Linked DNA regions of Mus musculus: region 1 is linked to region 2. Evidence: chromatin loops called from intact Hi-C (ENCODE). Cell type or tissue: heart. All regions are shown on one strand.

The links. A loop is a pair of places that touch in the nucleus more often than their neighbours do. Peaks named below come from ENCODE experiments on the same cell type or tissue, not always from the same donor. Only the 100,000 strongest peaks of a DNase experiment are listed, where the experiment ranks them.
Region 1: a loop joins it to region 2, with 2.7 times the contacts of the local background. A loop is called at or near these places in 2 of 42 quality-filtered maps.

Annotation. Positions count from the first base shown.
Region 1 is chr4:102,379,382-102,387,381 of GRCm38, forward strand. The region is part of intron 1 of Pde4b (phosphodiesterase 4B, cAMP specific); the gene reads left to right. Among named protein-coding and RNA genes, the nearest start is that of Gm52669, 36 kb to the left of the region's middle. In heart, no CTCF peak of the experiment used is centred here; no DNase peak of the experiment used is centred here; H3K4me3 peaks cover 318 bases; H3K27ac peaks cover 3,089 bases.
Region 2 is chr4:102,435,817-102,443,816 of GRCm38, forward strand. All of the region lies in intron 1 of Pde4b (phosphodiesterase 4B, cAMP specific), which reads left to right. Among named protein-coding and RNA genes, the nearest start is that of Gm52668, 76 kb to the right of the region's middle. In heart, no CTCF peak of the experiment used is centred here; a DNase peak (open chromatin) is centred at 3,785; H3K27ac peaks cover 811 bases.

The DNA of each region.
Region 1 (8,000 bases), 56 kb before region 2:
ACACACACACACGTGTGTGTGTGTGTAAAACAGTGTGTGTGTGTGTGTGTGTGTGTGTGTGTGTATATGTATATATATATATATATATATATATATATATGTGTGTGTGTGTGTGTGTGTGTAATGTTCACATGTATTTACACATATATACACATAAATGTATAGATGTTAATATTTTTGTATATACATATTTGTATTCACATACCCATATATGCACATGAATATATAAATGCAACTTGGTTAGTCCATTTAGTGTTGTATATGTGTACATATGATTCCAGGGATAAATACAGTACTAGATAATCATTTACAGGGATCATGCCCAGGGAAAACTATTTCTCCCTCTCTTGGCAGTCGTTAGTTGCTTGTAGTTTTTTTTTCCACCTAGGGATGAGACCCTGTGACAATTTTTTTCCATGCGAGCAAGTCTATTGGTGGTGTATATGTTCTTGCTTAGGATGCTATAGTGTTGAGGTAGGAGACTGCCATTCTTTTATTATTATTATTATTATTATTATTATTATTATTATTATTATATATTTTCTTTATTTGCATTTCAAATGTTATTCCCTTTTCTAGTTTCCCCTCTGAAAACCTCCTATTCCATCCCCCCTCCCCCTGCTCACCAACCCACCCACTCCTGATTCCCTGTCCTGGCATTCCCCTATACTGGGGGCCTCTCCTCCCATTGATAACCAACAAGGCCATCTTCTGCTGGCTATGCGGCTGGAGCCTTGAATCCTTCCATGTGTACTCTTTGGTAGTTTAGTCCCTGGGAGCTCTGGGAGTTCTGATTGGTTTATATTGTTGTTCCTCCTATGGGGCTACAAGCTCCTTGAGCTCCCTCAGTCTTTTCTCTACCTCCTCCACTAGGGACCTTGTGCTCAATCCAATGGATGGCTGAGAGCATCCACCTCTGTATTTTTCAGGCACTGGCAGAGCCTCTCAGGAAACAGCTATATCAGGTTCCTCTCAGCAAGCACTTATTGGCCTCCACAATAGTGTCTGGGTTTGGTGACTGTATAGGGATGGATCCCCAGGTGGGACAGTCTCTGGATGGTCTTTCCATCAGTCTATGCTCCATACTTTATCTCAGTATCTCCTCCCATTGGTATTTTGTTTCCCCTTCTAAAAGGACCAAAGTACCCATACTTTGGTCTTCCTTCTTCTTGAGCTTCATGTGGTCTGTAAATTATATCTTGGGTATTCTGAGTTTCTGGGCTAATATCCACTTATCAGTGAGTGTATACTGTGTATGTTCTTTTGTGATTGGATTACCTCACTCAAGAAGAATTTCATGAATTCATTGTTTTTAATAGCTGAGTAGTATTCCATTGTGTAAATGTACCACATTTTCTGTATCCATTCCTTTGTTGAGGGGCATCTGGGTTCTTTCCAGCTCATGGCTATTATAAATAAGGCTGCTATGAAGATAGTGGAGCATGTGTCCTTATTACCAGTTGGAACATCTTCTGAGTATATGCCCAGGAGAGGTATTGATGGATCCTCCGGTAGTACTATGTCCAATTTTCTGAGGAACCACCAGACTGATTTCAAGAGTGGTTGTACAAGCTTGCAATCCCACCTGCAATGGAGGAATGTTCCTCTTTCTCCACATCCTTGCCAGCATCTGCTGTCACCTGAATTTTTAATTAGGTATTTATTTCATTTACATTTCCATTGCTATCCCAAAAGTACCCCACATGCTCCCCCACCCACTCCCACTTCTTGCTGAAGGGATCCTGATATAGCTGTCTCATGTGAGGTTATGCCAGTGTCTGGCAAATACAGAAGTGGATGCTCACAGTCATCTATACGTTGGAACACAGGGTACCCAATGGAGGAGCTAAAGAAAGTACCCAAGGAGCTGAAGGGGTCTGCAACCCTATAGGTGGAACAACAATATGAACTAACCAGTACCCCCAGAGCTCGTGTCTCTAGCTGCATATGTAGCAGAAGATGGCCCAGTCAGCCATCATTGGGAAGAGAGGCTCCTAGGTCTTGCAAACTTATATGCCCCAGTACAGGGGAACACCAGGGCCAAGACGTGGGAGTGTGTAGGTAAGGGAACAGGGCAGGGCGAGGGTATAGGGAACTTTCGGGATAGCATTTGAAATGTAAATAAAGAAAATATCTAATTAAAAAAATACACTGAGACTGTCTTTCCTAAGAGTCAATTTCACAGCAGAATTTCTTGTCCTCTGGTTCTTAAAATCTTTCTACCCATCCTTTCACAATGTTTCCTGAGCCTTAGGTATATAGGTTGAGTTGCAGATGTTTTAAGTAAAACTGGCCACCCCACAAATCAGCTATTCTCTATTCTTGGATCAGTTGTGGCTTTTTGCAATGGTCTCTGTATGCTGCAAATAGAAGCTTCTTTGATGAGGGATGAGAGATTCACTTAGTTCTGGGTATGGGTATAATTATTTATTGTGTTCTTAGGAATTATGCTAGTTTAGTAACATGGCAGCAACATGTTCAATTATACTACTTTAGTAATGTGAAAGCAGTACATTCTCTCTTATGATACATGACCTCACTAGCCCCAACTAGTTCACTAGGTTTATAGTACCAATCACCAATTCCCTTCTGTTAAGTGGGCCTTAGGTCCAGATAGAAAGCTACCACCAAGATATAAGTATTGCACATACAGTGATATATTGCCATGCTAGTAATTGTTATGGTGCACAGGCATCAAAGCTTGGTAGGACTATTGGTTGACTTAGAAGTATAGGCTGACAGCCAAAGTTGAGGGAACGGATTGACTTGTGAAATAGAAAGAAGCCTTGTACAGGAGATCTGGAAGATCTTTTTAAAGACCTGACAATAGGAACATAGGAAATTGTAAGTACTAACAAGATATGAGTTCAGATATCAGAAAAACCTTCAACAGTGATTCATTGGTTCATTCATTCATGCATATGATAACTACTCATTGAGTGCTAAGTGCTAAGGACTAGGCTAGATATTGTCTACATGCATGATCTCTTTTGAAAATTAGCTAAAGCCCATGAACGCCATGTGTCATATGCGGAAGCCCACTATTCAGACCTCTGTAAGGTCTGACCTGCTCTTACTCTACCAGCTGCTTTCTGACAATAGACATTTTTTGCTACTGTCCAGGGCTGTGCTCCCTCCTGGGAGAAGCTGACATCTGATCATTAGTGGATGCGTCTTATGTTTAGTCTCAGTTTAGAACATCATTGAAAGACCATGATATCCCCATAGTACCAGCAGACTCAGTGGAAGATTTCCAGGCTGCAAAACCACCATTCACTTTGCTTTCTGATTCTGTTTCTCTTTACCTTAGGTATGATTTCCCTCCCAAACATCAGACACTAAACCTCTTACTTACAAATTTTAATGGCCTATTACATTTTTCTGGAAATGATTTTATTTTCTGCATATTCCTCTGTGTGTACATCTATGCATATGTGATTGTGACCATGAAGGCCAGGGGACAACCTTAAGTGTTATAAACTAAGTAGCATCCTTTATATGAGGTTCTGTCTCTCACTTGACTGACACTCAATAAGCAGGCTATGCCAGCTACTCAGGCAGCACCAATTGTCCTATTTCTATCTCCCCAGCACTGAGGCTCAAGTACAGGCTACTATGCCCTGCCTTTTTACATAGGTTCTAATGACTGAGTTCATGGCCCCCTGCTTGCAGAGCAGGCAGTGTACTGATTGAGCCATCTCTCCAGGTCCTGACAATCTGTTTTTATAATGAAGGTTCTAATGCTACAAAAGTTTTATTGCATCCAAGCCCAACACAGGCAATTCCTAGTGGCATCCAGACTTTGTTTCTAAATGCCATGCATATTATAACAGTTCAGCAATGCAAAGTGAGGTACAAATTTAGAACTGTCCCTACAAGGTCATGTGATCAACTCAGTCCCGGGCTGACAACTGGAGGCTCTCAGTCTTTGTTGAAATGGTTACATAAAGCTAAGTCTAGAGATAGGGTCATGGGCTGAACTGTTATCATTACCACAAAGGGGAGGGGTTCTGGTGAGGGGATGGAGATTGTCACTGTCACCAGTTAGAAATAGACATTTGCACCATTTATCTTAAGAGAACCTTGCTAATGAGTCACTCCACCAAGCAGATACTTGCTCAACCTTATTATTCTCTACATGTAACAAAAATTAGATGAGCAAAATAAGTCATTATCAAAAAACAAAACAAAACAAACAAAAAACACAAACAACCCCCCCACACATTTCTTATGGAAAATATGTATTTAAAAACACAGTAACATAAAAACCAGATACTAAATCAAGAATTGTGCAAGGCTTAGGTGATAACTCTGGTGTGTGTGTGTGTGTGTGTGTGTGTGTGTGTGTGTGTGTGTGTGTGTGTGGCGGGGGGTAGGGGGGGGAAGGTAAGGGTACTTGGTATGTAGGTATAAAGACCTGAGTTATCTAAGTAGAAGCTAAGCACTGATACCCAAGCTTGTAACTACTAATATGATGCTATAGAAGGCAAAGAGAGGGGAACTACTACCCAGTGAGGCTAGTTGAAATAAAGAGCCTGAGTTCAGTTAGTGATGTTGTCTCGAGGGGTTAATGCAATGTTGAGCAGGACACCAAAGTCTTCCTCTAGCTTCTACAAGAACACCCATGTACATATATGACACACATGTGTGTGCATGTACATACACACACACACACACACACACACACACCACAACACACATTCACAAACACACACACCACAACACTTATACATATACACACAAACCACAACATACACACACACACACACACACACACACACACACACACACACACACACATACACACACATGACCGCCCTGCACATGCACACATACATCCCACAAACACAGACACACGACGTTCCAACACACACACAAAACACCTGCGCATACACATACATAAAATGAGAAGCTATGCATACAAGATAAAATTAGCATTTGTGATAAAAATATGTCAAATAACGTAAATGGGAAATTCAGACAATGCCCACATTAACCTTCAGTATTTTGCAAATGCCAAATATTTTACTAACTAGTGAAGAAATGATGGACAGGTATTTTAAATTTCTTCTAATAGAAGTTGTATATCATTTATCTGAAATGCTTGGGAAAAGAAATATCTTGGATTTCAGAATCTTACTTGCATATGCATACTGAGATATTTACCTCATTTCGGAATGGATCACAATCATAAACACAAAATTTGTCGTAGAACCCTTATTTGCAACTTTTTACATTTTAAGTGATTTTGTATCTGAAAAAAAAATCATGGTGTGGAATTTTCCACTTGTGTTATCAAGTTGCCACTTTAAAAGTCTTCAATTCTGGAGCAGTTTGGCCAGATTCTCATATTAGGGTTGCACAAACTGTAGTTAACAATTCACTTCTAACAATAGTATTGAGGACCTCCTCTGAAGTATACATTATTGTAAGCAGTAGAGATAGGACAGCCAAGGAGAGGAATGGTCTCAGCTTACTGGTACCTCTCATTGTACCAGGAGTACCAAAAGGGTCAATAAATGAACACAGGGTGGCAACATCTGTGTCAGCTGACATCTGAGTAGCCTTGAACAAAAGGCCGATTTAGAGGCCTGTGGGGGGATGAGGTGAACCTGGAAAAGCAGAGAGGAGGAAGGATCGCTGCGCAGAGCAAACTGGAATGCATAGATGAGCTGCATACATGGGGCCTTTGAAGTAGACTTTGGATTTTATTTTGTGTAAATAGGAATAGTTTGGCCTTTTCTTTCCCTAATGGCATCCCTTTATCATCTTTCCCTTACTAACAGCTCCAGCTCGTACTTGAAGCACTCTACTGTAAAGGAGTGTGGATAGTGTTCATGCCTGCCTTGGTCCTGACTTCAGTGGGACTGCTTCAAGTTTTTCTCTACTTAGATGGTGTTAACTGTGGGTTTCTCGCATCATTTTTATTGTGTTGGGCGTGTTTCCAATAGCCTTAAATTTTCTAGGACTCTTATCACCAAAGCACATTGGATTTTGTCAACAGGCTTTTTTCTGCACCTAACGAGATGATCATATGATTTTTGCCTTTAAGTCCCTTTCTTATTACATTTACTAGCTTGGGTATGTTGAACCATCCCTGTAGTTTAGAAGCAAAGCCACCTTGGTCATAATAGATAATCTTTTCGATGTATGTCCATATTCTGTTTGCAAGTATCTTATTGAGAATATTTGAATCTACGTTTTATTAGGGATATTGGCCTATAGTTTTATTTTTTGTTGTTGTTGTCTTTATTGTTGTGTTTTTCTCTAGTTTTGACATTAGAGTTTCATTGGCTTTGTAGAAGGAGATAGAGAATGCCTCTTCTGTTTTTATTTTTAAAAATATTTTAAGAAGGTTGTATTTATATATTTAGAACTAGTAGTGGTACATGAGAGTGTTTTAGGTGAGGAAAGAAAGAAGGATATGATGCAATTATATTATAATCTCAAAACTAAAAGAACTAATAATAAGAAAACTAAAAGTAAAAAAAAAACATAAATCTATAGACTGTGCAATGCTGAGTAGGCCTAATATAAATATAGATTTGAGAAGATGATGAGTTCAGATATAATCACTAAGTACATCATGTAGCACTGGGATGATGATAATGAGAGGCCATGCCCTTCTGGGACAGGAATATTTGGGAACTCTGTACCTTATGCTCAATGACTCAATTTGAACTTAAAACTGTTCTAAGAAATACAATCTTGAAAAAAAGTTAAAAAGAAAGTACCAGCAAACTTAGAAGAGTTCCCCAAAATGATACAGTACAAAAATATGGAAAAACAAGAACACACCAAATCAAACCCAGTGAATGGCCTGACACAATAAAAATCATAGCATAAATCAGTGAGTTAAAACAAATAAAAAAAATTACAAAAAATTAGTGATTTGAAGATCTGGTTCTTCAAGAAAATAAAAGTGATTGAGCAACTCTTGGCTCAACTAATCTAAAGAAAGAAAGAGGGAATCCAAATTAACAGAATAAAAAATGAACAGAAAAACACTATCACAGACACCAAAGAAATTCAAAGTACTATGTGAGTGAAAACTTTAAAAACCCGTACTCCATTAATTTGGAAAACTTAAAAGAAATGAGTGAATTTCTATATTCAGCTAGATCATCAAAATTAAACCAATTGATAGTCAACAACCTAAACAGACCCATAACAAACGAGGAAATCAAAATATTAATAAAAGACCTTCCAACTGAGAAAAGTCCAGGGCCAGATGGATACGGGGCGGAATTCTCCCAGACTCTGAAAGACATCTACAGCCTTCTCATTCTGTATAGTGTTACATGTATGTACGTAAGTATGTACGTAAGTATGTATGTATGTATGTATGTATGTATGTACATAAGTATGTATGTATGTACGGACTAGCCATTTGGTATCAGAGAACCAGTTAGTGTGCTCTCCCTGGGAAAGGCTACTTCTCCTCTGAAGGATGCCTGGAGATGTTTCTGTAGGGTATGGGAGGATTCAGGAGCTTTCCCCTGTCTACTTTAAAATGTCTATTATTGTTGTTCTGTTTCAGCTAATGCTTTGTTAGTCATGTTGGTGAGACTTTATGGGTGTAGCTTCTATCATTTTAGAAGACACAGTGTCATGAAAAACTCCTTTATGCCCTGTCTCTTAGGATTTCTTTCTACCCCCTCTTCTGCAATGTTCTCTGAGCCTGAGGTCTGTGAGGTGATTTGCAGATTACTGAATGGAGTCCACAAATCTATATTTTGATTAGTTGTGATTTTATGTAATTATCTTCAGCTGTCACAAAGACATGTTTCTTTAGTGAGTTGTAAGGAATACATTTATGTGAAGATATAACGATAAATATTTAGAACACTGTTAGTGATTATTCTGGCTTATTAAAGTGGTAGTTATAGGTATTCCTCTAAGATACATGACCTCATGAGTGCTGGGTAGTTGGCTAGGTTTCCAGTACAGGCATTGTATTCCTCTTGTGTATGTGTGGGCTTTCGCAGGTCTTTAAGTCC
Region 2 (8,000 bases):
CATGCTTGTGTGTGCCCTATAACAATAACTCACTGAACCTGGTTCAAACATCAATTTATAGAGGAAGGAACAAATGGTTAAGTTACTTGTCTAAAGTCTCTCAGATCTTTAAAAAAGAATTGAGAAAGTTGATGTTAGTCAAGTATTTTCTGTCTCTAAAGCTTACTTATATGGATAATGGCTAGTTAACACATTATGAATTATGGACTTTGTCTTAGTCAGGGTTTCTATTCCTGCACAAACATCATGACCAAGAAGCAAGTTGGGTAGGAAAGGGTTTATTCAGCTTACACTACCATACTGCTGTTTATTGCCAAGGGAAGTCAGGACTGGAACTCAAACAGGTCAGGAAGCAGGAAGCAGGAAGCAGGAAGCAGGAGCTGATGCAGAGGCCATGGAGGGATGTTCTTTACTGGCTTGCTTCCCCTGGCTTGCTCAGCCTGCTCTCTTATAGAACCCAAGACTACCAGCCCAGAGATGGTCCCACCCACAAGGGGCCTTTCCCCCTTAATCACTAATTGAGAAAATGCCTTACAATTGGATCTCATGGAGGCATTTCCTCAACTGAAGCTCCTTTCTCTGTGATGATAACTCCAGCTGTGTCAAGTTGACACAAAACTAGCCAGTACAGACTTTATCTGTGCTAAGAGCTCTGAGGCAATGGTCTCAGAAATAGGATGACTGTTGTACACATCTGTCAGTGTGGGAAGCTATCTGATTTATCATCATAGTATGAAGAGAGCCAAAGGTTTCTATAAGGAATTTGGTGGTTTCTCTAACCTCTTCAACACCTGGATATATCTTGAAACATACTCTTTTTTTTTTTTTTTTAAAGTCTGATTTTGGTCTTGAGCAGAGAAAAATACGTTTTATGAAATAGTGACTGTACAGGGAGTCAAAGGCCATGAATTCCATCTCAACTTTGAAGTTCTGAAGCTGGGGGATCCTAATCTCCCGCCCTTCTGGAGCCCATTTCTTAGCTGTTAGCCCAGTGAACTACATGGAAAAAAATATCTTCAGCTCACTTTGCCACATCCCTGCATGTGTCTCTGTTGTGCTTCAATTTGCTACCAAGAAAAAGGAAGCCCATAACTACTTCATTTAGTGAGCTAAAGACTGTAGTTACTCTCTCCTTAGAATGATTATAGGAATCTCTGTACAGGTGAAAGAAGACTCGAGGTACACATGAAGGTCTTTTCAGCAGCTAAGCCCATCATACTGATAGAGTCACGAGACCCATAGGAGAATGGGTAGCCATCTAGTCCATCTTCCTGCCTAGGGCCACGTCCCATTTGAACCCTGAGAAGTGATTAAGACTCCCCACTTTCCACAATCCCCTCTTTTTCAAAGGAGATCTCACAACCTCCCTGGGTATTTGGTTAAAAAACCAACCATCTCACCTATCAGAAATCATTTTGCATTGATAACCTAAATACTTAGGAGCTGCAATTCAAACTTATTTTCTTCTGTCTTTAGTGGCCAAAAACAGCTGGCGCAATCACCTCTGTTCTTCATGAAGTCCTTTATGAAGATATTATTCGATTCTTGGTCATTCCTTCTTATTCCAAAGCTTTAAGCGGCTTTTTGGACATTTGTCCCTCAAGAGTGTTCATCTTCTCATCTGCGAGACCCAGAATGCACTTAGCCGTTGTGCCCTAGAGCCTGCAGAGATGACTATGTAGACATGATAGCTTAGGTTCTGGTTCTCTTTATCCATCTCTAATAATAACTTTTCTTTTGTTAGTAGGGATGTAAAAGATTTTGCTGAGAGTCATAAAAGTTAGAAGGGTCTACATTTCCTTAAAAGTTCCAACCTGGGGGCTTAGTTGATTTAAGAGTTAAGAGCCCTTGTTGCTCTTGCTGGGGACTTGAGTTCAGTTTCCAGCCCTCACACAGTGGTTCACACCATACTTCATGCCAGTTCCAGGGTTTCTGACCTCCCTTTTCTGGTCTCTATAGGCACCAGCTACAGATGCAGTGTGGTGTGCATACATACATGCAAACAAAACCTTCATATACATAAAGTAAAATTAATTAAAAATTAATGTTAAAGTTATAAACATTATTGCTGAAAGCTAATAAGCTAATAGAAATAACTAATTAAAATATATCCATGAGTATTTCCCTCTGAATCCTTACTCCCATGATGTTTTCTTTTAGAAAATCTTCTATATTAAATTTACAGTCTTCTATAGAGAGACAAGGGGAAATTTTGGCATCAAAAATTTCTGAAGTCAACTCTAGATGAAAGTGAACTCAGATATACTAAGTGGGCAAGTATATTCTAACTTCTGAGTTTAATATTTTAATATATTTATGTAATATTTTTATATATCATGTTTTTTATGTTTATAGGGAAAAGAACATTTTTTATTTATATTTTTGTATTTCTAGGACATATCCCAAATAAAATCATAGACTCACATTTACTAAATGTTTGAAATTTAATTTACGGATGCTTATAGCATTCACTAAAAATTATGTATGTGAAAATATTTCATCAACTGTTGAGCTCAACATAACTTGAATTATTACCACTCATAATTTTTAAATGTTCAGTATTAGCTATGAATTTAAAAAATTGCTGAAAACAGTTTGATGTGCTCTTGTCTCTAGGAGTGCATATTATCCACTTGTTATGGATCTTATAAAATGTTATCTAAAATGGGTTTTGTAAAAGGAATGATCAGTGGTGCATAGCTGCTATTTGAAGTTCAGTGCATGGCCTTTTGTGATGGGTAATCTGTGTATGACAAATGAACCTGATCATGATGACGGCCACCCTCTGAAGCCAGTCAAAAGTCACCCTAGCACCAAGAGAAGAGCTTCCAGAATAATTTATGTTTTTCTAGGGTGTCCATGCCTGTGTACATGTCTCTATGATGGAGAAAAAAGTATGAGTATCTGATAGAAAGACCACCCACAAGTTTAAATCACACTGCTTTATTTATTATTAGCATGACTGAATGAGTCTTTTAAACACTTGGCCTTCATCTGTGGAGGAAATGGCTCAAAAGTCGGAGGAATAGTACAGACTTTTTTTTATGTTAGTGACTTAAAAAGTAGCATTTATGAATAATGTCTTAGATCTTTCTAAAGATCCCCCATTCCCTGTCATTTTACTTGGTTTGCAAATATTTGCTTCAAGATAATGACATTTGGGGTCAAAGTGACTCAAGTTGTTTTACCTCTGTCATGCAAGTAGATCCTTGGGAAAATTACTTGTGTCTCCCACTTCAATTTTCTCTTCTAGAAAATGAGAAGCATGTTGCCTAGATCATAAGACCCCCTCATGCTCTCAGGTCCTTTGTAACATCAATAATTCCTCTGCCTCCATCTTCTTGTCCTCTTGCCTGTCTAGTTGGTCAGAGTTGACTGACTAGTATAAAGTATATTAGTAAGCATTAATAAATTAATAATAAAATATAATAATAAGCCAGAATATTTGGGGGCCTTGAGAAACCCAACAAGAATAGCTGAGACCCCTTGACAGAACATTTTATTGAATTTCTTTCCAAGGGTGATATTGATTGCTTAATAATGACACAAAGCTATAAATTCCTGAGAATGTGTTGCTTTTTGCAGAATTAAGTTTTAAAATAGAAGAGAGAACCTTAAAAGAAAAAAAATTGATTACAGCCTGCCAAGGCAAAATAAAAGAGAAGGAATTTTGGCAGGGAGCCAAGAGGCCTGGGTTCAGGCCCAGCCCTCTCCTGAACTAGATAAACTGTTCTTTCCTTCACTGTTCTGGTCTCGGCTCTCCAGTGAGAGGGGAACAAGTCTGAACTTTGCCTGCATCAACAGCTGTCAGTTCTGGGATTCACACGCTGTCACTGTGCAGGACATCCAGGAGCTGTGTGCATGTGCCCATAAGGGAGAGAAAATCAGGGGTGCAGCTTGCAGTGTGGAAGGCTTTGATACTCTGTAACTGCAGACTTAGAAGACATGTCCCTCTCAGACCACCATACCTCTAGGGGAGAAAAAAATAGTTGTCCCCATGTGAGCAAAAGGCCATTTGGAAGGTACTTTGCCTTTTACATTTCTACTGTATATGTAGGTCTTGGTGACTCGTTTGGTGAAAGAGACTGTCATTATGCACAAGGCAGAAGGAACCACAACACCAAAATAGAAATTAAAAACAGCAAAGAGAGAGACGCGTGAGCAGGAGTTAGAAAAAAAAAAATTTTTTAAGTAACAAATGGAAACCATGATAATTTGAAACCAGGCTGGTAACTGACTTTCTAAATCAAATTTCCAAGATTGAAATCTGGATGTCTTAGGTTGCTGCAGTCCCTCTTGGATTTGCCAAACAGGAATATCACTCTTGATAAGTTAATTTTGACAGAGCTGGGAGGTATAGATATTTGCGAATCTCCCACTTACAATCTAAATTAGATCTCTTTATTTAGAATAAAAAATGTGTTTGAAAAGCATGTGGGTTTTTTTTCCTCCAGGTTTCTGCACTTGAAAAAGGACTGTGTCTAATTATATACTCAGCCTAGAGTCACATTCTTGGCCGGAGCCCATGATAAATAAGCTTAATTCTCTCAACTGTAGCAAAATAACCTATAGCTGTTAACTCTATCATTTCAACCACCATGTGTTCCTGTTGATAGAGGGAATAAAAAAAAATCGACCAGCGTCTCACACCATATTCATGCTTACTTATAACAAAACACCTAAGAATGATGTCTTTCACAATTAAAACTGAGTCAAAATTCTACAGGAATTCCCCTAAGCTGTAGAATCGCCTCACCTGCCGATGGGGAGAAGCTCAAAGAGGCCCTAGCCTGAATCTTAATTTCTCTACATGTATATTCATTTTGCCTTTAAAAAGAGCATTTTAAAAACAAACAAACAAAAAACTTCAGTATATTGGAAAAAAAACCACAAGAATATATGAAAGGAACTCAATATTTCCAGTAACCTGGGATTTCTCCTGAGATTCACAAATTTAATTTGATGACAAAAGAGAAGACCTAAGTACTTCACACTTTGGTTCAATTTTACTGTCATTTCACTGACGTGGAACCATGTTTGTGGAGCACTGAAGAATGTGTTTGTTTGAACCAAAAGTGGAAAGCGAGCCATGGAAATCAATGCTGTTGCTCTCTTTGCAAAGAGTTGGGTTTTGGTTTTGTTTTCTGTTTTTAAATCAAGCTGATGACTGATACAAAACTCAGTACAAGAAAAATGTGAGTGGAAATCAGTAATCTGTAGCCTCATATTAATACATCATTAATATTTCTCATGTTCACTTGGGTTCAGAGATTAGCCAGCCAAGTAGCTAATATTTGGCAGTGTACCCTGTTTCCTTCCCTAGAAATCTTAGGCATAAGAGTGTTTGTCCTTTGTTTTGGATTTGGGTATATGTGTTCTTAATTTTGGTTCTCAAAAAAATCTGAGTTAAAATTCTGTATCTTGCCCGTATATGCAGCATGTGTGTGTGTGCAAAGCCTTTGGAAGCTAGAAGAGGGCACCAGACGCCCTGGAATCGGACTCATGGCCAGTTATGAGCCATTAGATGCTCAGTGCGGATGTTAGGAACTGAACCTGGGAACTCTGCAAGATCAGCAAGTGTTCTTAACCTTTGAGCCATTTCTCCAGCTCCAGAGGTGTTTTCTTAAACATGGTATAAAAACCGACTCTCAAATGACTGGAAAGCAGCTGGGGTAGAGTCCTCCATCTTTCTTTCTATTCATTTCCAATGCAAATGATACTTTTTGGACTTTTTTTTTTCCTGTTTATAAAAGAAAGACATTTGCTCTAAGAAAAGCTTGTAAAATAACAATAAAGTATAAAAATCCTTTGTATTTGATAAGAAATACAGAAAAAAACAAACAAACAAAAAAACCCCAAAACATATCTATGCATGTGCTATAGGTATAATGATGTCTTAGGAAATCCACTCTAGAAAAATAAGGGACTCCGAAGCCAAGCGGAACATGAGGTTCACTTGTGGCTCTCCCTCTCTTCTCTACACTTGCACAGTGTTCTTTCTCCATAGCCCTTGGTACTCCAGGCCTTTTAATCCATGTGACAGAAAGCATAGCAGCATAGCATTAGAATTTGTGACCTAGTTATATATATAAAAAAAGCTTTCTTGTCATAGATTTGGTTTTGGTTTGTTTTTTATAGCTAGATACTTTAGAAAGGAATACATAAACTCACATTGTTAATCCAATAGACCACCTTCCGGTTATAGCCCAGGCTGGGTGGAAGGTTGTAGATTCTGTCCACAATACCTAAGGAGGCCAAGGATTGAGACAGATGTTCCAATAATTCTACCTTCTAAATCCCCTAATTCCTCCACTGAGAGGTGATTTCTTTCTTTCTTTTTTTAAGAGGACTTCTCATGCCTGTTATTGGAGGTTTTGTTTGGTAGTCTATGTTTCCTGGGGGGGGGGGGGTACCTTGACACCTCAGAGAGGAAAATTCCAGTTAAATTTTATTTGTACATCTACGCGTCAATTTATATAATATTAAAGACATTTTAGGTAAACAGTAGTAAATTATGACTTTTTCATACACCCTTATTTTTATTTATAACTATCATAATTTTCAAAACAAATAGAGTGAATTTATAATTTTCATCAAATCAAAGAAGATAATTCAATTTCAAGTTTTATAATTTTAGTTGAAATGGTCATGTTTTATTTTATTTTTTAGTATATATTTTCTTTATTTACATCTCAAATGTTATTCCCTTTCCTAGTTTCTCCTCCAAAACCCCCTATCACCTTCCCCCTCCCCATGCTCCCCAACCTACCCACTCCCACTTCCTGGCCCTGGCATTCCCCCATACTGGGGCGTATAAAAGAAGTGTTTCTTGAATGTTTAAAATATTTTCTTCCTGGTTCCCCATTAAGGGAATGTTGTGAAGATCAAATACAATTTAAAGAAACTGCAATTTTTACAGTAAATCTATTACAAATGATATGAAACTTGATTCATGTTACTCTGGGTAGGTATAGCCCACACTTACGTTAACATATCCAAGAATTTGTGAAAATTCAAATAGAAAAGTTGTTTATCTTGGGCCATGTATTAAACCAAATAGGTTAAGATACCAAAAAATTTTTTTAAATTGTTGACAAAAATTGCTTTTACCAATTGATATTTTGTTAGTAGCATCCATCCATAATTTAATGTTACCAGTAAGGGTAACAATGGGTATCAGGTACAAAGCCCCCTGTTATTCAGAACATTACTCACCTTCATGGCAGAGTGATATTTGTTAACTAGTGTCCAGTTTGTTATGGTTACAAAACAGTTTCCTAGCCACCATCCCATGGTATCGCGCCAATAGTGCTGTAAAAGAGCAGACTTGCTGCTATTAATTGTCCTATTTTGTAAGTGAGAAAGGAACTCAAATGTCATCCAAGTGGAAAATAATCCTTTCTTGTCAGATTTCAAATTCCATTTCCTGAAGTCTACACAGTGATGCCTCCCCGGTATCTTTCTGTCTTCAGCTACACTGACTGTTCATTTTGTCTCTGAAGAACTCATTTATGCAATGGTCCTTCCATTCTGCCAGGGACTTTCTATATATGCAGAGTTCCTAAAAAGACAGAGAAGGCTGTAAGGTGGAGAGAACTGAACCAACAAATATTGCAGGCATCAAGGGTTTATAAACTCTGAACTTCACAGTCCTGGGAGGTGAACAGTGACCACGTGACTCTCAAGCCATTATCTCTCTGATAAGACATAATCTCTTTCCCCAGACAGGTGTTTCCCTCTTCCCCCGAAATGCCCACGTGCCAGGACAGTTTCTCTCAGGAATACCTTTCTGTTTCTCTATCCAACCCAATTTCCTTCAGAGGAACTCTGGAAATTCTCTACAAGAAAGATACGTAATTACCAGCTAGGCACAAATGGCCAACCAGATGGCTTCTGTCTACATGTTCTTGAAAACCCAGCAAAAGGCATTCTGGCTCTACGTATTGAGCCTTGTCTCAGACTGAGTCAGAGACAAAAGAATGGAGGTGTGTCTCCAGTCT